3 separate regions of the Mus musculus genome follow, and regions 2 and 3 are each linked to region 1. Evidence: chromatin loops called from intact Hi-C (ENCODE). Cell type or tissue: left cerebral cortex. All regions are shown on one strand.

Evidence for each region. A loop is a pair of places that touch in the nucleus more often than their neighbours do. Peaks named below come from ENCODE experiments on the same cell type or tissue, not always from the same donor. Only the 100,000 strongest peaks of a DNase experiment are listed, where the experiment ranks them.
Region 2: it touches region 1 in a loop (3-fold over the local background); 3 of 42 quality-filtered maps call a loop at or near these places.
Region 3: a loop joins it to region 1, with 2.6 times the contacts of the local background. A loop is called at or near these places in 3 of 42 quality-filtered maps.

What each region holds. Positions count from the first base shown.
Region 1 is chr2:20,402,572-20,410,571 of GRCm38, reverse strand. The region is part of intron 2 of Etl4 (enhancer trap locus 4); the gene reads right to left. Among named protein-coding and RNA genes, the nearest start is that of Gm17171, 73 kb to the right of the region's middle. In left cerebral cortex, no CTCF peak of the experiment used is centred here; DNase peaks (open chromatin) are centred at 3,264, 6,700, 7,002 and 7,361.
Region 2 is chr2:20,281,302-20,289,301 of GRCm38, reverse strand. It overlaps a transcript of Etl4 not described here. Among named protein-coding and RNA genes, the nearest start is that of Etl4, 4.6 kb to the left of the region's middle. In left cerebral cortex, a CTCF peak has its summit at 4,239; DNase peaks (open chromatin) are centred at 4,697 and 7,205.
Region 3 is chr2:20,293,679-20,301,678 of GRCm38, reverse strand. All of the region lies in intron 1 of Etl4 (enhancer trap locus 4), which reads right to left. It overlaps Gm17171 (a long non-coding RNA gene), which reads left to right. Exons shown (of 5, transcript XR_003953996.1): 4 at 39-92; 5 at 575-3,205. Among named protein-coding and RNA genes, the nearest start is that of Etl4, 7.8 kb to the right of the region's middle. In left cerebral cortex, no CTCF peak of the experiment used is centred here; no DNase peak of the experiment used is centred here; H3K27ac peaks cover 402 bases.

The sequences.
Region 1 (8,000 bases):
CAGGTACTGAGATGTAAATCCGTTTACTACACCGGCTTCAGGATCGTCCTGTATAAAGTAAGGGCGGGAGAGACGAAACCCTAAAGCAAACTGGTTTTAAATATTGATGGATCTAAAGTGGAAAAAGGATGGTATTTCTGAAGTTATCTCTTCTGTCTCCTTGGAGGTCATCTGCCACGTTTGTATTTCACTCTATGGTAATAAATTTGTCCTCAGATGTAATGATTGGCTATCTGAAAAGCAATGGCAAGTCAATACATCATCTTTGAATTGGCAAAGGGAAATCAAAGTGGCAAACCCAGATCAGGAGCAATGCAAAAACTCAGAAGGCTGTCACCTCTGTCACCGAATGCCCAATGAGTTCCAGCCTCAAGTCTGCAAATTTACTCCTTCGTTCACACACTAGCTGATTCTATTTTTTCACGAATTCTTTCTCATCATTTATTTGTCATGTATCAATGATATTTATATAAGTGGTGTTATAGTAAAACTCCCTTAGTATATTTTATGACAGAAAAACATGAAAATCCGAATCCCTCTTCATGAATTTGAAAGACTTCATTCCCATCCTCTAAACGTCTTGTTTGCTCATAATGAAAACCTGGCCCAACACAAACAACTAAACACATTTGTTCACTAATGTGCTGTATTCTTCCAAGAATTATGGTGCTGTTAGCCAAAAAGGGCTAATTATCCACAGAAACCTGCAGAAAATGAAGCACAGAAACACATGGCATGGGGTGAAGCCATACTTTCCATAAATACCCACGTAGGTCTGAGATGACTGAAACCCACTTCCAACACATGAGGCGAACACCTCACTGCTGAAGTCTTCATTTCCCCACCCCCACCCCTTCCCTGTCTGATACCTGCTCTTAGCTATATTTTATGACAGACTATAAAGGATAGTATGCGACCTTCGTGTTTAGACCGAAAGACAGAAATCATGGTGCCAAATGCAGAAAGAATGCAGGATGGTAGTCAGTGGGAATGTTCTAAGATAGTTCTTTCCTCATCTGTTGAAATAGGTAAAGGAGGCTGCCTCCATTATCTCCATAATGACTGAGTGACAGAAGAAAAATGCCACAACCACTATTAAATATCAGTTTTGTACATGAAAATCGATGGCAGTCAATAATTGCTTAATGATGTCATCATTTCCTCATCTCCTGCCTGTCTAATGCTAGCCAACTGTGGTACAATGAAGCTACAACCCCACCCAACCTTCCGCCAATACTGTTACAGTAGATATGCACCTGACATCCATAAAGAACATTGCTGGCCATCACTATGCCTCATAAAATCCAGCACAAACCCTTAACCATAGGTAATTCTTCTGAAAGTAGCAACTGCATGGCAAAGGGCACAATCACTCTGTTTCATTTCTCATGGCTCGCACACAACTGTTCCCTCCTCTCAGTGTGGGTTTGTGGCCATCCATGATTATACCATTGACAGTAATGCTCACAAAAGTGAACCAAAGATTCCTGTTGGTCACAGCAGGCCTTTGACTTAGGATCATATTGAGCAGCTATGCACCACTGAGGGAGAGATTTAAAGGGTAGTTGTAGAAATGGAACAGTGCACTCTACTGAGTAGAAATAGCAGATGGTCCAGCAAATAATGATCTCTAGTTAAAGGGCGTCAATAGTAACCAGGCTGGTTTTGTGAGCATTTGGCTCTGAGGAAAGAGGAAGAATAGGAAATTATTCTTGTGGGAGTGGGGGCAGAGGATACCCAAATGCTAGCAGAGGATGGAAAGAAGAATAATACGGAAGTATGCTTCCACCATCATGCCTTTTCTGCTTTAAAATGCTTCCTTCTAAACCTGGTTTGTGTACCAATGGGCTGTCCATGAATGCTTGGTGGTAGAATGAAAGACATGAGAAGTAGAAAAAAAAAAAGACAGCCCACCCTCTGCCCAGCTGTCCCCCAGCCAGTACAAGCAGCCATCTTCTTCCCTGAGTGACACTGGGGTGGGGGTGGATGATAGAAGACAGGAGTCTGGGAGGAAACAGGATGCCTCAGACACTTCTAGATCCCACCGTGATCTACACACCACTTAGCCACATCCAGCTAGATGACAGTCACAGCTCTAGCCTTGGAGTCTTAAACTTCCTCCCTAATGCTACCTCTTCAACTTATACTGTAACCACAGAAAGGTGAGAACGGCTGAAATCTTTTAAGGTCTCAGCTCCCTGCTGCTGGTTACAGGCTAGAGTGATTTCCTCCAGCATCTGCCAAGTGATTGCACAGCATTTTGAGGAGGGGTTCACAAATGTCCAGGCTTCACTCTCCAGATTTACCTCTTCTTCAGCAAATCCGCCTAAGTCTTCCAGAAATGTCAACCATTGGATCTGCTTGATAGGTCAACAACATAGTCTTCAGGAGTTCCCCTGCTTTCTAACTTAAAATATGGTTTATACTACTAGAGAAATGAGCCAAGAGATATTCGCTTGCAACGTTAATGAAATTAAATAATTCCTGACATGAAAACATAAGCATGCCTCTACACATTACCTATAAAATGGTACCAACTGCAGAAAATTCTGCATCCGATCTTGTAATTAATTTATAGGCTGGCAAATAGTTTTACTTATATTTAGAGTTGAACCGATAGCGTCACTGAAATTACAGCATGCAAAAGATGCTTCCTATTAAAGGCTTAAAGGAAGAAACAGAGAAAAACAAAGTACTTACTTGCAGTGGTAATTTTAAAGTAATCTTGAATTTCAAATTAGGTTCTTTTATTTATAAAGAAAGGCTAAGCTAGCTTTAATCCTTTGAACTTCGAGGAATATACTAGAAATCCACAGGACAGATATTTCAGAAATCTTCCTTTTGTATCTACTTCTCCAAACATCCAAACTATTAGGAAGCAGAAGCAGCTAAAAGAGAGAGAGAGAGAGAGGGGGAGAGAGAGAGAGAGAGGGAGAGAGAGAGAGAGAGAGAGAGAGAGAGAGAGAGAGAGAGAGGAGAAGGTTCTTAAAATGGGGTGGAGAGAAATAGAAAAATGAAAAGGCCCAAATCAGAATGTAAACCACAAAGGAGGAATAAGCCCTGTCTCAAACTCAGATTGTAAAGTGTAACTGTCCCAGTTGTCTGCATTTGAAGTGTCCTCTTGTTATCCTGGTGACATTTCTCTCCCTCAACCACAATGTCTTCCAGCAACACAAGGATGTTCGGAGAGAAATGAGCTCATCCTCAGAAGTTGCTCTACTAAAGGCAAACAGATGGAGGATTTCCTGCCGAGGACTCCCCACCGAGACACACATTCAGGGAGTGTGGAGCAGACTTGTGAAGCTCTTTCTAAACTCAGGAGTGAGCCCACATGTGCTGTGTCATGAAAGAAAATGAGTCTTGTCATCTGACTCCCCCACCCCAACACTGATGACTGTGAGCAGGGAGCAGGTCAACACTCTCTGAGGACCCTGCTTGTCATTATTCCGGTTTCAATTTCATCTCCGTACTAGGACCAGATGAACCTATATAAAGGCCTTTTTGCTGGTAGACTACTCCCTTCCTCTCCTCTTCCCCTCCTTCTCAGAGTTCTTTCTTGATACAACGTCCAGGTACACACATGTTGAAATCATTCTAAATGTCACCCAGGTTTTATTTCTCCCTATGAAAGTATACTCTAAACGCAGCTCATTTTAAAATACTTTCTGAAGACAATGTTGGTCTAGATTATTGTCTAATGAGAAGCAAGAATGGAACGCCTTCTCTTAGTTATAGAGTCCTGCCTACGAAGTGGTGCTTGTTAGATTGAGAAACAACCCCAAAAGTTACCTTTCAAACCATTATTTTTGCTTTTTTCCTTCCCCACTACCAAGTATGAGGGTACTAGTTCCCTCACAGGATGTCTTCCCTTCATAATATAACAATCCTCCTAAAATACCATCAACCATGTATTAATTTCAGTTACCCTAACCTAACCCTGACATCCGCACCCACCTTCCATTCTGCAAACTGTGTTAACTGGGCCTCCAGAAATAAGCATCATGGGCTGCCAAGATGGCTGAGTGAGTAGCAGGGCTTGCCTTGCAAGCTTTATGATCTGAACTCAGATCGCAGAAATCATGAAAAATGCAGATATGGTGGCATGTATTCATAAGCCTTACATTCCTACAGTGATATGGCATGGAGAGACTGAATCCCAGGAAAGTTCTTGGGCAAGCCTGCTGGAGTATGCAATGCAGTGGCAAACATGGTGACTCTCAAACAACACCAGGCTATCCTTTGACCTCCAGTGAGCACATTTAAGCACACACAAATAAACAATTTTGAAAAAGCATTTAAAAACAGATATCAGTATCAAATGACCTTTCTTTTCTGGTCAGTGTTTTAGTGGAGTAATTTTTTATTGTGGCATCTAGTTTTCTGAAGTCAAGCTGAATGATAGAGTAATGAACGAGGCAGATGGGTGGGATGAAGGGTGCATGCTGTGTGTAGAAACCTGTCTCCATCATGAGTTCTATGGAAACCTTTATATCCTGAGTAAAGATTGTCTGGAAAGGCAGAGAAGACGGCTCAGCAAGTAATGTGTGGTGCCTACTTGAGATCTCCCTGCTCTCAAAGCAGAAAGAGAATTCAATAAACCAAAGTAACTAGTCATACCAGCTGAAGCAGTGACCTCCAAATGCAGAGAGAGAGAGAGGGAGAGAGAGAGAAAGAGAGAGAGATCTGTCTCAATGTATAAGGAATGTATAATGACTGATAGGAAGATGTTAGACATTAACCTCAGGCCTATTCCCAACAAACAGGCAGACACATGTATCTACACACATGTGAACATCCACACACACACACACACACACACACACACACACACACACACACCCTGACACATGCAAAAGCAATTGCTTAGAAGAATGTGCTATACCATACTTTCACAAACGATGATTCTAGACTTCATGAGGCTCACTGCCTACATTTATAAAGTTTTATTAGAAGACATATATGCCTATTGCTTTTGTATTATGTTTAGCTGATTTTTAAAAAGTATTTATTTATTTTATAAGTGTTGTGTCTTGACACACACACACACCAGAAGAGGGTGATTCCCATTACAGATGGTCGTGAGTCACCATGTGGTTAATGGGAATTAAATGCAGGACCTCTAGAAGAACAGTCAGTGCTCTTAACCACTGAGGCATCTCTCCAGCCCCTTGTTAGCTTCATTTTATGCTACAATAGTATAGTTGTCTTGTTACAACAGAGACAACATGACCCACAAAGCCCCAATATTTTCTCCAAGATTTCTCCTTTATATGTCAGAGAGGCATTAGAAAACTACTGAATTATTTGACTTTTTTTTTTTTTTTTTTTTGAGCTATTTTGTCAGAAGTGTGGTTTAGTTCCTGTTGAAGGGCAGCGGTGAGTCTGGAATCGTTTTCTGCTATTCTCAGGTTAAATGTGACAAGAAGTCTTTTGGGGGGCTTGCATTGGGGAAACCCAAGCTCTCAGGAAACAGTACCTATCAGAACATGGGGTGATATGGGCTATCAAAGGAAGAATCCAGATACCCAGAAGGGGAGCCAGTATAACAGGGCTGAGCTCTTGAGAACCACCATAGAGGAGTCAATGGAGGACCAGCACGGCTCAGTACAAATCAGGATATGAACATGGAAGGGACCTCAGAGTTGGCGATAAAGACCTGTAATTAAAGTAAGGACACTGGGTACCTGCTTTCTGTAATCATGGAAAGATTACAAAATTACCCTAACTCACCACTGAATTCTCCCCATTTTAAAGCTTGGGGTCTTGCCTGTGGGCAACCCTGAGGAATATGGGTGACCTGCACCCTGGCCTGGAAATCAGGCTGAATGACAAACCAGAAGTCTAGCTGTTTTGTTAGTACATGGCCCCTTAATGCCTACAGAGCTCAGAGAGGAAGCAGGGAGCCATCCTGGTACAACTGGGGCTGCTAGAAAGGCAGGGTTACAGCTGTCTGTGAATGATGATCTGGCTCTGAGAACACACAGTCTGAAGAGAGGAAGAATCCAGCCCCAGAACAACTGGAAAGCAAGCACGAGGTCATCTGTTCTGCTGCATAGTGTCTGCTTGGCCTTTTCACCCCAAGGACAGCCTGCATTTTCCCAAAAGAGCTGATTTGCTTGATCTGCTTGCTTTGAATTCTATGCTTAAATTTCCCCAAACTGCACAGCTATCTAAACAATGCTTAGTTTTCAAGTGTAATTCCCAATGATGAGCCCTGACTTGATTTGCAGGAGCCCATGAGCGTAGCTTCTTCACTCCACATAGTAGGCCAGTTCGTCAGTATTTCTTGAGTTGCTACTAATGAGCCAGGCACTGTTCTGAATCTGGTGTAAAAGACTTAATTAGATAGGCGAAACCTCCAAACTCTTGGTCAGTAAAGACCAATATAGACATGCATTTTGATTGCGAGAAGTCCCTGGAAGAAATAAGCCAAGTGCTACGAGGCATTGGAACATGATCACTCCTGAAGCATTTCAGATCGACACTGGAAGCTGAGACAGAGCTGGATATTCAGTGAGCTCCGAGGGCTTGGTTCAAGGGCAAAGGAAGGAAGCGATGGGGTGCATTCTCTAAAGCAGGGGATCCTCTGGTGTGGCTTCATGGGCAAGTAGGAGATGGTAAGTGATGGGTAGACTTGATAATATGTGCTGTTCTCTAGAAAGAGACAGGTTTGGGCATCTTCCAAGAGCAGGGCACGAGTCTAAGCTAAGGAACATGTGCCCAGTGTGCTTCTCTAAAGGGACCTCTCTAGCTCTGTTGCTGAGAATGCAAGCCTGAGAGGGTACGAGGTCAAACAGAGGGATGGGTGTTGGAGGTGCTGACGTGGGTCTCCAGGGGACAGAATGTTTGAGGCAGATGGGAGGTTTTGCAGAGAAGGGACCTGTGCCAACTCCATCAGTGACAGGGACCGCCACACTGCTGCCTTTGAAATGCTTTAGTTTCACCCATGTGAGGTAGATTCTGAGGATGCAGCCTCATCTTCCTTGCGTCCTGCACATGCCTAATGCAGAGAGGGCCCACATGATTCTATGGCTGTATGTTAGGAACGGTGATCACGTGCCTGGAGCTACAGCGGGGCGACTCTTTGCATGAGGAGGGAGAAGGTGGTTTTGCAAAAGCCTCTTTGCTTCTGGAATTTGAACATTTCCATATGTTCAGCTCATTTCCTAAAAGGACAGCTATAATTTTAGTACTTTGGAAGCTGAGACAGGAGGATTGCTATGAGTTCAATGTAAGTCTGAGCTATATAGGGGGAAACTTTTCTTTTCTTTTTTTAAAGTATCTTAGTCAGTGTTCTATTGCTGTGGAGAGACACCATAACCGTGGCAGATCTCATAAAAGAAAGCTTTTAACTGGGGCTTGCTACAGTTCTGGATGTTTAGTTCAGTATTGTGTGGGATGTGTGTGGGCTCAGACATGAGCATCCGAGAGTTCTAAACCAGATTCACAAGTGTCAGACCGAGAGCGACATTGGGTTTGGCTTGACCTTCTGAAACCACAGAGCCCACCTCAGTGTGTCGCTTCCTCTGAGTAGGCCACACCTCCTCATCCCTGACCAAGTAAGGGCAGCTCCAGTTTGTTTCTCTTCAGCTGTTCTCGGTTACTCACACTAGTGTCGCACAGATGTGACATTTTATTTTTCTAGTGCTTGATTTTATTTTACAGGAAAATACCCTTAATTAGCTCAAGTCAAATATCTTTTTGAAAAACCTCCGAACATAAAAATCTGTTCCATGAACACACCCCTCTGTTTCTTTTCTACCACAGACATTTCCTTAATATTCTCAGTGAAGGACATGTGTCTGCACAGAAGAGAAAAGTCAGGCAAAGTCATTGAAACCAGCACGCCCACTCATCCCTGACAGGCCATTTTATGTTTCACAAATCAAAAAGTGATTTAAGCTATTTTCGTTCCTTTTTTTGCTAGTTCAATAAGATCTGGTTCCTTAAATCTGAAGGACCAGTTATTTTTCTCCAAAACATGAATACCTAAAGCAACA
Region 2 (8,000 bases), 120 kb after region 1:
AATATCTAGGGTCATTGGGAAGCCCCTGAAAACTAAAGCTGACATTCCATTCTTCCTCTACCATCAGTGACCTCCATGTGACTAGGAGCTAGGGTGATTTTGCTGATGGCAGTGAACCTGGTACACACAGAATAGACCAACTGTTGAGATGAGCAGTGCTTTCTCCATGGGTACTTGTTGCTATAAATCCCTCTTGGGGTCCAGAAAAACACATTTCAAGTGGAAAGAAATAGTGGACGACCATAAGAAAGACCTCCTTGACCAAAATTGGAAAACACTTTTGGGGCTTGACTCAAACTTCCAGAATATGGGCTAGCTCATGGAACTCAAGTTAGTTATTGTACTGAGTTCAATTAACTATTATTTAAAACATTAAATTTGTATTTAATTATTTATTAAAAGCATGGCTTTGGAGTCAAAATGGTCGTCTATATACTATGTATAGTCTAGGAGAGATGAATGTCCCAGGTGTCAGGAAGCCTGAGGTGTGTGACTCTGAGACATTGAACCCAGAGATTTAGTTAGCTTCATTATCAATAAAATATAGCACAGAGCAATGAACAAACCATCAGCTTTGTCAGTCTGTGCTCAAGCTTCTACTGCTGTTTCTACAACCACTTCATTTTGAGGTTGTATGCATACTCTTTTCTGCCTGTTTGTTTCTTAATATCTAACTTTTCATTTTAATGTATTTTAATTCTTTCTCTGAGAATTTACTATGTGTGGACAATGTATTTTGATCAAATCAACTTCCACTTCCTTTTTGTTTGTTTGTTTTTGTATATTCTCCCCTAATTTGAGTCTCTCTTTTGCTTATATGAGCTAGTTTTCCATTAGTGTGAGAAAATACCTGAGATGATCAATCTATGAAGTGGAAAGGTTTATATTGGCTCATGGTTTCAGTTTATGGCTTCTTGTTTTGGGCTTGGGGTGGCATTATGGGGCATAATGAGAAGAGTATGGCAAAGGAAGCCCCATGTTAACCCTTGTTAACTTTATGCAGCCAGGAAATAAGAGGAAGCGGGGAGGAACTGAGGTTCCAAATTACCTTTAAGCGAATTCCTCCCCTAAATATTTAACTTCCCAATACCTCCCAATAGTGCTGGGGACCAACCTTTAACATATGGGCTTTTGGAGGACACTCCAGATCCAAAGTACAATAGACTCTCTAGAGTCAGAAAACTATGCTCTTGGTTCATCATGAAGCCAGGATATGAACCCAAGTTGATCAGGTTTCAGATTATAGTGTCTTTCGACTTACATGTTTGTGTAACTATGTCAATAAGTGATGGTTAATAAAATATTTACAATATAGCGATTTGCTTCAAATTAGTACTGGAACAATACCAAACTATTGCTTGGTTATCTTTGCAGTAAAATTCTTGAGGGTCAAATCTGGTGATTCCTAACTAACTGGGGATAGGTAATTGAAAATTACGTGTCAAGGGCTAAAGAAATGGATCAATGTACAGAGCACTTTCTATGTAATCATGAGGACCGGAGTTCAGATCCCCAGAACCTACATAAAGTAGGTCATATCTGCAATCCTAATACTCCCATAGTGAGATGGGAAACAGAGACAAGAGAATCTCTGGAAGTTTATGGGGCAGCTAATCTGTCATATGCAGCAGTGAACATATGTGACTCTAACTCAAATAAGGAAGAGGACAAAAATGAACATCTAATGTTGTCTCTTGACCTCCACATGTGCATTGTGGCACACAAGCACTACACTCAAACACATGGACATTTATACATAAGTGAAACACACACAGGAGAAAGAGAGAGGGAGAGATAGAGATAGATAGATAGATAGATAGATAGATAGATAGATAGATAGAAACAGAGACACAGAGAGATATGAGAGTGAGACTTAAAAATAAAATACACACCAACATAAGGCAGTAACTATGATTTGTCAGGCATTGCTTCCTGCCCACATCCTTGCTGTAACCCTACTGGCTAAGCAATGTTAGTGTTATTTTGCAGCTGAGTCTGCTGAACTCATGTGGATGAAACACATTGTTCAAAGATACATTGTTAAGAGTCAAAGCCTGGTCTCAAACCCAAATCTACACCCTCCTGGCATAGTGTCTCAGCAGCTTCTGTGTATTAGTGTTGGTAAGAGTTAGATGTTGTGTGCATGACACAAATAATCCTGAGCTATTCCTACCTTTCTTTTTCCTTAAGTTTTGTCATTGGCTGTGACTACCCTAAACTCCCATGACTCCACACAAGGCCCTAGCCTGCATTGATTCCACAGGTCACAACTCCACCTGCTTCCCCACAGGATCTGTCCACTTCCCTTCTGTTCCAAAGATTGGTATAAGTGTCTTTTACCCTCAATGTTATGTTCTTCTTCACCCCACTTGCATAAGCCACTGCATGAGAGGAAGAAGAACAACATGAAATGTAAGATGGGAGACAGCAGATAAGCTGTGTGTCCCCAGCAGGCACTCTGTGTGTATACAGCAGGTACTCTGTGTATATACAGCAGCCACATTGTGTGTACAAAACAGGCACTGTGAAAAAGCACAGGGAAATGCATGCCTTAATTATTTGCTTGTTACTGGGATTTATTATGAAGTAATTAATAATTATAACCCATTGTTTAATTACCTTTATGATATAATTCTGTAAATCAATTCTGGAGAATTCAGACTCACTGGGGCACAGAATTGAGAAGCACAATAATTTCCCAATACAGTTTTATTAAATTTTATCTAAACAGGGGTAACTTTGGTTATGTTACTAAATATGGTCAAGTAGAAGCCCACAAAAGGTTGTGTTTGAATGTGTGACTAAGAACATGTGCCATGCATATTCAGTTGTTTAAAGAACTTAGGTAAAGCACTTGGTTTAAACAAACAAAAAACAAAACCAAATCAACCAACCAATAACAACAACAAAACCCCCAAAGCGACAACAACCCCCCCCCTTTTCTTTAAATAAAACTAAAGAGCCTGAAATGGTTTGAATATTGTCACCCAGTTTATGGGATTGAGAGAGAAAGTTGATACATATTAACAAGTCAACAGAACTCTAAATTATTGTTAACAAACCAGACAATCTCGAAATAAAAGAACTATGCAACTACCGAGTATAAATTAATGAATTTTTAAATTGCAAATTACTGTATTAGCCAAATTACTGAAATAGCCTGTGATTCAAAACAACAAGCCAGCCATTAGAATGTTATCCCATGACAACATAATCTTTATGGGAAAAGCAGTTGTAAAATTCACCTTTAAAAATGATACCATTGGCCGGGCAGTGGTGGCACACACCTTTAATCCCAGCACTTTGGAGGCATATACAGGCAGATTTCTCAGTTTGAGGCCAGCCTGGTCTACAGAGTGAGTTACAGGACAGCCAAGGCTACACAGAGAAACCCTGTCTCGAAAAACCAAAAAAAAAAAAATTGTGTATTAGTTATATGTTTAATGGGTTTCATAATATATTCATTCAAGCATATCACATCCTTTGGCTCTCCATTGCCATCTTTCCCCCTTTCCTTCCACTGTTCCCCCTCTTCTAAAATACTCTCATTTTTGTTTTCTTGTTATACACTTATCCAGTGGTCTCCAGTTTTATCCACTGTCTTGAAAATGACATAATTCATTCATGTATATGGTTGAATAAAACTATAATGAATATAGGCAACATTCTCTATATCCTATGCATGGGCCCATTGATGGACATCTAAGCTAATCTATTTTTATAACAATCTTTCCCAAGTTATGTAACCTTGTTCCTCAAATTAGATAGAAATAAAAGAACAAAACACGCAAGTTTTCCCAAATACGAAGTAGTGAATAATGTTTAGAGTAAAAGAAATACTACTTAAGGTTTAAGTATGGCTCTCATTCCAGTTTGGAGGATCAGGAGTTTAAGAGCATCCCCAGCTATATAAAAAATTTGAGGCCAGCCTTTTGCTCATGAGACACTACTTGAGAAAAGCAAACCAACCAACCAAACACCACCACCCATCCAAGTTATTGAAAGAACATAAAAAGGAGAGAATTTAAAAACATAGTTCCTCCTAAATACATCACTTTAGACTTTTGCTAGTCATTACTGGTTTGATGAAGGCAAAGATGGTGGTCAGAGCTAGCAGACAGTTCCCCATCTCTAGAGCATCAGGGTGGTCCACGAGGGAGGGCTGGCACAACAAGAATACTCCAGCCTAGGAGAGGGGCAAGCTGTCTTTGTTGGTTCAGCAATGTGCCCCAGTGGCTGGCCAGAGGTGGTGCAATCTAGAAAGGCATGTGACCTAGAGCTGGTCTGAGCTGAGCTCCAGGGACAGAAGAGATTAAGAATGTGTGTGTGTGTGTGTGTGTGTGTGTGTGTGTGTGTGTGTGTGTGTGTGTGTGTGTTTGTGTGTGTGTAACTTTGAGTGAATATGAGATTGACTGAAAGCTATAGGGAGGAGCATCAAGGAGAACCATAGAGTTAAAAGCCCCCTTCATTTATATTTTTTGGCTTGCTTAGCAGACTCTTCATCTTAAATGTCAGTGTCTTAAAAAAAAAATATCTCTACACAGCTTTGAGCGACTCAGAGCAGCAGGTTTTCTCCTGCTAGACCACAGCCAATTCATCCTTGCTAAAGAGCAATGGAATGTAGTGACTAAGAATGTCTTTCTGAGACAACCAGGCCTGAATTTAGACATCATCTGTCTCAACTAACTTTGGCTGTCAACTTGACACAGCACAGCACAGAGTCATCAAAGGGAGTCTCAGGAGATTTCCCAGATCAGATTGGCCTATGGCCACGCCTGTAATAGATTGCTTTGAATGATGATTGGTGTGGGAGATCCCAGCCCACTGTAGGCAGCAACATCCCTAGATAGAGGGCTATAGGCTAGCCTGTGAGAAAGCCAGAAAGCAGGCAGGGAAGCAGTTATCCTTCATGGCTCTTGCTCTGCCATCCCTCAGTGATGGACTCCTACCTGGAAGTGTAGTCTGAACCAAGTCCTTTCCTCCTTTAAATGGCTGTGGGTCAAAGTGTTTTATCATAGCAACAGGATGAACTTAGAGCATCATCCCATCATGGGTCCACTCGTGTTTCTTACATCCTGGAGCGTTTCTCCACCACACACCCAGCAATCACTCTGTTCTTCAGGATCCTGGTATTTAGGTTACCACTTTATCCATGGCAGGTCTGAGCAAGCCAGATGACCACTCACAGATTCAGTTCTCTCATCTACAAAGTGGAGCTGATAATGATGGCCATAACAACATTCCTTTGCCATTTAGTTGTCTTGCTCACTGAAGACGTATTTGTGACCCATGCGGTAAATGACTTATCATACGGTAATAAGTCTAAATGTCCAGTTCACATCACTTATAGCATATGCCTATGAAAGCACGTGCTTTCCACTTATAGTCTCCACTAGAATATGAGCTCTTCTGGTGAGAAAATATGTTGTAGTTATTTTTTTTAATACAAAAAGTAAAACTTATTATATAGTTAAATCATCCATTCAACAAAAATCCATTGAATTACTTTTCTCTCACCAACATTATTATGCTAAGCATGCTAAACAAACAAAGGAAGGGGTTGGAGAAGAAATTTTAAGTATTTTAAGTAATGCCATTTGTTAAGTAAAGATGACTGATAATGATTCCATTCTCTCAACTGACCTATATTATTTAAATTATAAATAAGGTAAAATTTTAATTCAAATATTTTGACCTTGACAGCAAAATCACTAACATATTATAGTCTTCTGGTGTTTGAGAGTTAACTGAGCTCCCAATATACTACATAGCATAGAGCTGGTTCCATATTGATTAGTTATTGTTGGCAACTTGATACAACCTAGAGTCACCTGGGAAGAAGGAATCTCACTTGAAGAATTGTCCAGATGAGACTGGTCTGTGACCACCTCTGTGAGCAGAGCGAGCAAGCCAGCATCCTCTCTGGGTTCTGCCAGCATTCCTCTCTGGGTTCTGCTTTTGCCATCCTTCAAAGATTGGTTGTGACCAGGAAGTATAAGTCAAATAAATCCCTTTCTCTTCAAGTTGCTTTTGGTCAGAATATCTCATCACAGCAATAGAAAGCAAACTAGAACAGTCACCAACCTGCATGTTGCATTCCTCGACACTTGACATTACATGTTAAACAGTACACTGTGATGGTGAGTGCTAATTGTCAGCCTGACAGAATCCAGAGGCAGGAAACAGGCCTTGGATTACTCCTGTAGGGGATTATGTTGATTATGTTAATTAAGGTTGGGGGAGACCCACCCATGGTGGACAGCACTTTTCCTTGACTAGGATTTTTAATTGTAGAAATAGAGAAAGAAAACTGAGCAACAAGATGCTTTTCCTGCTCTTTCCTTCTGGCCCTAGACAGAATGGGAACAGCTGCTTTCATCTACTTCAACTTGCCCAGTGCAATGCAGTATAATCTGAATTGTGAGCGAAATAAATCAACCCCTTCTCCCTTAAGTTGCTTTTGTCAGATAATTTAATCATAGCAACAGGAAAAATGACTACGACACGTACTTTCCCTGAACTGAGTTTTAAAACTGCAAAACACTAGAGAGTATTAGAAGATATTAAGCATCCTTACAGCAATGCTGTGAGCTCTGTAGTAATCTTAATAAGTTAACAAAGAGCATATGAATTTTCATTACTGTAATATTTTAATATTTTCCCCTCTATAATGAATATGGGGGTTGATCCACCATTCAAAATTACTTTCCATTAGTGGAGAATTCTCTTCATTGTAGAGACCTGCTCCAGCATCTCACAATTGAAGGAAGCTAAATGGGGGTCAACTCTGTGCCCCCCGAACCCTACATGGCTGCCTCTTTGGTGGGCAATGTCCAGGTGCCTAACTTGGCTCTACTCCAAGTACTGAGGGAATGGTGCAAAGACAGTGGGGCTGAGTGGTGGCTATAGTTGAGAGTATCTTGTAGTGATGGGCAGCAGAGAAACATGCTCTGCCCATACTCTACCCGTTTCTTCATTTCCACAGCCAATCTAGTTCTGTTGCTACCCTCAGGTACAGGCAGTCTGTGAGCCCACAGTCTCCTAGGCCAAACCACAGTATGTTACTCGAAATTAGGAACACTACCTGGGGCAAACACACAGCCGTCAATCTGTTCTCTGAGTCTTCCCATAGAAATCAAGTAGCAGACTACAGTTGTCAGTCACTAGAAAGGGCACAGCTGCTTCCACCCCCTTCCCTTCTGCATTTTCCCCTTAAGATGTGGTACAGTGCATCTTTCTCAATTGCTCAGCATTTGTGGGTAGGAAGAATGAATGGTTATTTTAGTGAAGGTGTTAGTCTCAAAAATAGGAAGCTAAAACTATCCCAAGGAAAGAAGTTCAGTTTGGAATCTTTAAAAAAGAAATGTATCTAAATGTGCTAGTGGACTGTAACTTTATCAGTGCCTCCCAATCTGCTTGGAAACATTTGCACTATTTAAACAAAAAATCATAGCAAGATACTAACTCTGGAACTTACATTTGGTTTCCAGTTACTAAAAAAAAAAAATCATTAGCCTCTCTTCCTTAGAATCATGCTTCTGTCTTTGCTCACATAATAAAAATATTCTCAATGCATGCAAAGCTCTCTTTGCAGCGCTTGGTTTGTCCACACAGAAAAGATGAGAATGATAAGACCTTTTGAATGTGTCAGACTCCGCTAACTCATTCTCCTTTGTCATTTATTTTTTATTTACTCATTTATTCATTTATTTACAGTTATTGGTGAATGGATTTTATTGAGAAATCATTGTACAATTCAAGAAAATGCATGAATTACTTAAGAAAATTCTTAAAGAATATGAAATGATTTGTTGATATCCACTACCACTTATTACATGAAGTCAACTCAAGAAGCTCTAAAATAGAAATGTGTCAAAATTCTTACCTAGTGATAGCAACTAATCTACTCTTAAAATTAATTTCATCTTTTAGATGCTAAGTGAAATTTTCACTTGTTATACTATTTTCTCTACTTTATCTAATAACTATGTATTTATCAA
Region 3 (8,000 bases), 110 kb after region 1:
TCTTTTCTCTCATGGCTCATTGTTGCCCCCAAATATAGGCCCCACCAGGCCAGGGAAGAAGGACAGGCAGCTGGTGACTCCTCCAGAGCTGGGTAAGTTGGGGCATTATGTCCTGGGCACCCATGCCCTCAGAAAAGCAGGGCTGGTCCAGTAGAACAAGTGGGTAAAGATAAGGGATGACCTGTGCTGTGTATCTCTATCTGGCATTTGTCTACTTTCTAAGCATCTCCCTGACTGTCCATACTTTGCTTGGTTCCACTTTAAGTATCATCTGACTTTGTTCCTTCCCTGCAGGTTATTTGGGGGCTTGTTCTGAGCATCTCCCTGTTGGTTTGGCTCAGAAAGCAGGCTGCACCTGCAAAAGAGAATTTCAATGTCTAAATATTAATCCCTTTCCAAATGTGGTGCACACCTGCAATCCCAGTAGTAATAAGGCAAAGGCAGGAGGATTGTGGGTTTGGAGTTGCCGTGGGATATGTAGAAAGTTGCAGGCCAGCCTAGATCACTTACTGAGATCTTGTCTCAAAACGATAAAACACAAAATTAAACTAAATATCACCCCCCATCTTTCTAGCTACTTGTATTCCTGTATGTCCACGATGGCCCAGGCCCAAGAGTTTTCCAAACTGAAGAGATTCCTTGGATTAACATCCCTCAAGTAATCTTTCTGCATCTTAAATTCGAGTCTTCATCAGCCAAGTGTCTTCCAATATTTTCTCTTAGTATGTAACTCACCTTTTCCCTCCCTTGACAGAGCCTTTCCTCGGTGAGAAATGGACTCTGATGGGTAGTTTCTTACTCTTTCTTTTTTACTTTTAGTAAAAGGTATATTTTATAGATTTAAATTCCTTAAGATTAAAAATTAAATGATTAAAATATTCTATTTTGTGTTGTCTTCTGGTAGTTTTGTTGTTTGGGGGTTTTACATGTAGTTCTAAGATCCATTTGAGTTAATTTTTGTGGAATGGATAAGGTCTCTTGTCTAAGATTAGTTTTGTGTGTGCATGCACATGCACGTGTGTGTGTGTGTGTGTGTGTGTGTGTGTGTATCTGGATGTTGAAAAAGATAGCCTTTCTCTCACTGAGTCACCTGTGTTTCTTTGGCAAAAATGCATTGATGCCATCTGTAGAGTTTTACCCTACCTGTCCTGTTCTGCTGATCAGCCAGTCTTCTAACGATCCATCCTGTCTTCTTTACTGTAGCTTCATGGAAGTGTTAAAGTTGTCCAAATTGAGTACTGTCATTTCTCTGGTTTTTCTTTTTTCTGTCTACATCTTATTGATCACTGAGATCTTCTAACTTTTATGTAAACTTTCTAATCAATGTGTCAATAATCTCTAGATTCTGGTTGTGAATGCATTAAATCTGTAGATAAACTTGGGAAAAACTGTTATCTTGTCAATACCAAGTCTCTAATACATGAACATGGTGTTGCTTTTTGCTTGTTCACATAATTTTTTAAAGTTATCAGTTTCTCCATATATACATTTAGATTTAAAACTAAAGTATTGGTGTTTTGGTGCTAATGTGAAGTTGTATTCTTAATGATAGAATTCAATTATTATTGCTGGTATACCTGTAAAAATTGACTTCTCTGTATTGACCTTGTGCTTCTTTATAATTTCATAACAATATTTGGTATGTATTTTGTAGGGGGATTTATTAATTCTCTAATTGGTTCTAGATTATATCAGTAAAGGAGGCAAAAACCTATTGCCGGGCAAAGAAAAAAAGATGGGACTTCCAGTCCCAGGAAAAAAAGAAGGGGATGAGAGGGAGGAGGCAGAGCAGGTGGCTGAGCAGAGGAAGCAGCAGACATGTAGGTCGCAGGGCACCTATAGTTTGTAGCCTCCACCATGGACAGGCCCAGGAGGATGGGCAGGCTATTCTTCGCCCAGACATTGAACTATCTGGCTACTTTTAAAATATTAAGGCTCTCTGGTGTTTTCCATCCATGGTGACTAAGATGGGCAGGACAAAGGGCACAGCAGGGGCTGTCATTGGCTGCTTGGTGGAACTAGCTGTAAGAGGTTGAGGGAGCTCTGGTTGAGCTCTTAAGAAAGAGCAAGCATGTTTTTAAAATTACACACAACACATTCATTGTCCTTTGGATGTATCTGCATAGATAGTTGATTCTTTTGATGTTGTTTCTCTCTCTCTATTAAGAGACCTTCATAATTGGTGCATCTACTTTATATACTCATTTAATTCATTATACATTTTCATTGTCTTTTGGGGAATGTAATTTCAATAGCAAAATTGACATTCTAAAAATCCTGCCCTATTTGTAAGCCAGGTGGTAATAATGGATCATTTACTGTTTTTGTCTTGCATTTTTTTGTAGCGTTTTATTGAAAACTGATATTTTACATAATATGTCGCTATTATAAACTCACTCCTTGTAAGAAAACTTGTTGGAATTAGTCTTCAGAAACTGTTTTTTTCCCTGTGCTATAACTAAAATCTGTGTTCAATTTTTGTATCTTCAGTTATGCTTTCAATCTGTCTTCCTAAGCGATCACCCTCATGATTGCTTGATTCAGTGGTTGACCAATGGCTGGGTACAGCTACACTCAAAGACCTCAAGCCATGGAATATCCATTTCCGTGTGCCTATTGTGAGCATGGCACAACTCTTGCATTCATGCTCAGTTTTGAGTTTCCTCCCTCAGGTTTTGTGGTACAGATGCACAGCTCTCTCTGAGTCTTTCCCTTTCCCTCTGAGCTTTCTCTACTGCACTTCTTGCTTGCCCAGTGCTTATGTAACCAGGACCATGCCTCAAGCTGCAGAAAGGCATTCTTCACGACGACTTCTGTTTGCTTTTATAGTCAAGACCCTTAGCGTGGCTTTTCCCTTCCATTCCACATCAAGTTGGCTGCTCCCGACAGTTAAACAGCACGTGGACACAGTCAGCTCCACTCTTGTGGGAAAACAGTGACCACCATGCTGCTGTTCATTGTGGGGCAATGAGATTAATCCCAGGAGTGAAAGTCACAAACCCATGACCATACAGATGGCCCCATTAAATATGGTGGTTCACAAAATAAAACAAATAGATGTGAATTTGAGAACAAATTGTGTAGGGAAGAGGATTATCAGGGGTGAAAGAGATATGGAAAAGAATAGTAGACAAGAATGGTAGACAAGAATGGCCAATGTCCATCATATGCATGTGGTGAAACTGTCAATAGCAAAGTTAATTAATAATAGTAAAAATCGATAAGAACATCCTGGGAAGTTTAAACCTTTATCTTGAAGAATTAAGAAGGCATATTGGTTGTGTGTGTGTGTGTGTGTGTTGTTTTGTTTTTGTTTTTGCTTTTCCATGCAAACAGGCAGAAGACATTTTCTAGCATACTTTACAATGACAGAGCAACTTTAATGCTAGGTCCTGGTCTGAAGAATGGAGTGGAAGTTATGTTGCTATTTCTAGACTACAAACGTTCCTGACTGCCATGCAAGCTCTTTTTTTCCATAAAAACTGCATAGGTTGCATGATAGAAAAATATTATTTAAAGCACCTCCAAAAGAACCACCCCACCATGGTTCAACTTTTATATCAGTAATAAATTTATCTTTGTTTTTGTAAGTTACTGGCTCCTTCAGGTTGATTATTATAGCAGTTAGATGTAACTACTGACTAATGACAAAGAGGCCAAAGCACATTTGCTCTCTTATAAAAACAGTTTGGAGGATCTAGAAAATTCTACTCTTACCTTAAAATGTTTCCTTTTATATCACATTTCATATTTTACTCTTCTGCCTTTAACAGTTCAGAAGTTGGGGCTGGAGAGATGGCTCAGTGATTAAGTATACTGGCTGCCCTCCCAGAGGACCTACATTTGGTCCTTAGTGCCCATATGGGGGCTCACAATGTTTAAAATTCCAGAAAAGCTGATGCCCCTTTCTAGATTCCACTGGTACTGTATGCCAGTGATGTTCAGACATACTTGCAAAAAAAAAAAAAAAAAGAAAACCATCAAACAAACAAAACCAATCAACCAACCAAAACTAAAGCAACAAAAAAGAAAAAAGAATTTGCTAATTAAAAAAGAAAAAAAATAAATAAAGATACTTTGTTCAGGACAACTTTGATAACTGCTAGTATATGCTACTTCAGGATCACTATTCATTATAATAGAACTATGATTACAATAGCTGAGACTTATGAAGTCTATGAACATGTGTTTTATGTTTTGTATGTGCTTTGTTTTGTGGGGCTGGAGAGATGAATTAGTGCTTAGGAGACCTTGCCGCACTTCCAGAGATCTGAGTTCAGTTGGTACTCCCCACATCACAGGCATGTGGCACTTGATCTGAGTTGACTTGGTACTACCCACATCACAGGCATCTGGTACTTGATCTGAGTTCAGTTGGTACTACCCACATCACAGGTATCTGGTACTTGATCTGAGTTGACTTGGTACTATCCACATCACAGGCATCTGGTACTTGATCTGAGTTGACTTGGTACTACCCACATCATAGGCATCTGGCACTTGATCTGAGTTGACTTGGTACTCACCATATCACAGGCATCTGGCACTTGAGCTCCACGAGATGCCACTCTCTTGTCTGGACTTTACAGGCACACTCACCTGTGCACCACTGTCATGTATAAGAAAATATTTTGTTTACTTAAAAATCCCCCACACAAGATGGCATGGTTGTTACTTTTCAGCAGTGGCTCAATGTGTTTTTAACATTTTAGAAATCTCGACTTCACAAAACGAATTTCACTCCTAGGAAGAAGCTATAGAACATTTTTCATGTGTGAAGCGATAACTTGGCCATATTTCACAAACACTTATTTTTTTGTAAAGTTTTCAGAATCTTTCCTGAGATACTAAAAACATTTTCCCACCATCCTTGAGGCTTCTAAATTAGCTCATGAGTCAGATTCTGTATTGATCTAATATACCATTAAGTGACAAAATGGTACAATTTATCATGTCCATGTGGCATTATAGAAAATTCTCTCTACTGCTTGGGTGCTCTGTTTATACTTTCTAATTTCCTCACATTGAAGTCTAATGACAGAGGAGCTTCCCTTTCAGGTTATTGTTTCCAACAAGTAACTGCATAGAAACAAGTGATTATTTCTGAAGTTGTTGCCTTTTCCCTATAACTGTTTAAGGAATGATTTGTTTATTATAAGTTTCAAATTCTATTTTCTGCCTATAAGACAAATTACCTTATGCATGAATATGAGAAAACACAGCTTCTCTACACTGGGCAATAAAAAAAATTCTCTGTTCATGGTGTAGTCAATACTAGTGTAGCAGTATTAGTAAATACTAAATTAATTATTTTGTCTCTGTCTGTCTGTCTCTCACTGTGTATGTGTGTGTGTGTGTGTGTGTGTCTTACCAGAGTATCCATGAAGCAAAGAGACTTGACCTTATATGTGGAAGAAAAGCAAATGAACATATTTAGTTTGCATAAAAGGACACCACTGAACCCAGTGGACTATGTTGGTGTCTCCTTTGCTAACTCAAGAAAGTACAACACACAGCACTTGCATATATTAGGAAGCACCACACCTACTGTCTTTGTACCTGTTCATATTAACGTTAATATGAACACTCATTTCCCTCCACTTCAGGCTTCCTCTTTCCAGCTTCTTCCCATAGCCCCATCTTCCATTCCTTACAGCAGCCTGCCCAACCCTTGTGGCCAAGGATCCTTTCTCTTTCTATTTTCCCAACATCATACTTTCTCTGCCTTTGATGTTAGACACAATGTAATACAGACCCGGTCCACCTAACACCTCATTATTTAAAACCTGGTGCTCAGCATAGCAGGTTGTTTCTGAGCTGCATATTAGAGGATGGGCAAAAACTACATACAGCAATCCTTGGAGCAGACAGTACCAACCTGTTAGACAAACACAGTGCATTTTCATTAGTCACTGTTATGTTTTGTATTGGGAATAGGGAGATTGAATAGGTGACTCTTGAATGGGTGTCCTCAGAAGAAGTATAGCTCCTTAGCGTTGGATGATATTTTGGACTATTACTCAATACATAACTTTGTGTCTGATTCTCTTGAAAGATCTCTTATTTATGATGTATAATTGATTCATTAACTTTGACCTGATAGCTAAAAGCATTGTAATTTACTCCTCAAGAAAGCTCAACCAATCCACCCGCTTTCTCCACAGGACATGGAATGTTCCCTTTTACACAGGTATAGTTAGGTCCATGGACCAGTACTGTAACATTGAATCTGGGCTCCATTTTTTTTTTTTACACTATGAAGACATCAAAGATATAGAGAGTACAGGGGGGAAAAGGGGAGAAAAAAGCATGGGACTACCCTGACCGTGAAAGGAACACATGTTTATGGTGTGCTTTGTGCAACTCAAATTTATTTCTGCCCTGTACTTGCTTTTGAATGTCTGCAAAAGCACCATTATTATGAACTCTGAGACTGAAAATATAGTTAGTTGAGAAAGTGAATTTGCAAATGGAGAATCCAAGGGTAATAAACATCAATACTATTTATTATGGGGTAGGATGTGATTGATGATCAAAAAAGTTCTTTTTTTTTTTTTAAAGTATGTTCCAGCTTAATCCAGATGAAGCTGAACTTTTGTTAAAGCTGTATTTAAAACCTGGACTTTTCTTGTCTTTACAGGATGCTTCTAAATTACAGTTTATCATAAAAGGTGTTATAGCCCAGCTTCCCTCTGGAAGTCCTGACTTTGCTTTAATCATCTCCAGGGCTTGAACTAAACTCGGGTCTCAGGTATTGTTTAGGGGAAATCCCTCATTCAAAAGCACGAGGGAGAATTTTACCTAGTAAAGCAAGAGGAAGAGATCATTATCTTATCATCAAACAGTGTGGCTTTCTGAGACTGAGAAATCCGACCCCTGCTGTCTTCCTTTTATTCTGTCCCAGAGTTCTATGCAAAAAGACACTTGTTTCAAGGTTGCGTCTGGGCTGCTCCTGAAGCAGGATTGGAGCTGTAGATGTAGGACCCTTCTGGATGGTTTCAACTTGTAAGGTTTCACATGAAGCCAAAACCCAAGAGGATTATTGGGCTTGCTTTTTTTCTTCAGGCTGTATATAGTGACTCTTTTTATTTGTTTGTTTTGTTTATTTTTTGAGACCACGGATGTCCTGGAACTCTCTATGTATGGTAAATCTTCTGTCCTTTCTTTTTTAACTCTGTGCACAAATTAAATGCCATCATCAAGTCCTCCTGAGGGTGGAATGATACTGCAGGAAACATGTTACTGGGTGGGTGGGTAGGGAAGAGTGGGTTAGAAAAGCTTTTGTTTTGTAGCTGCGTCTGCCACAGCTAGTCCATCACATTGGTTTTACTTACAACATAAGATCAACAAAAACATCCAGACTGACAATCCAATGCAACAAGCAAATAGCAAGCACTGAAGAGCAGAACTGTATCTTCAAGAAGCCCAAAGCATCATGGATCGAGCTGTACACTTTTTGCACAACACCCAGGTGACTTGCATTTTTACCACAGTGTTACTGATTTCTTTTGCTTCAAGAGAGACCCACATCTTATTTGAATCTCATTTCCGCAACGATAACACGGAGACAACAGTACTTCCCAGCAATCTGTCCCTTTAGGAAAACCAGCTGATTCTTTCTTATGCTTTGTTGAAGACAAATTCCAGATGAAAATACCCTTGTAACATTCCACAGGTCTCATATATTGTATGAAGTTATGCATATAAGGGCATCCTTATAATTTCTGGCTTTGTTATTCTTCTCTACCTAATTCCATACCTTTGCCAAAGAGCTTAGCCTACTAGAGGTCATGTTTTCACAGCTGCAGACCAGTTTCTAATTGCACTGGAAATTATAGGCCCTCATAGGGTGAACAGACCCATTGCCTCTGGGCTTCACCTTTAAGAACTGGTTGTTTAATGCTTCATCATTCTGCTTCTGAATCCTACCTGTTGGTCAGTCGCCACTTCCCACGCTTCCTCTCCAACACTACCTGGGGTTGCCATCCCACAGGGTGTGA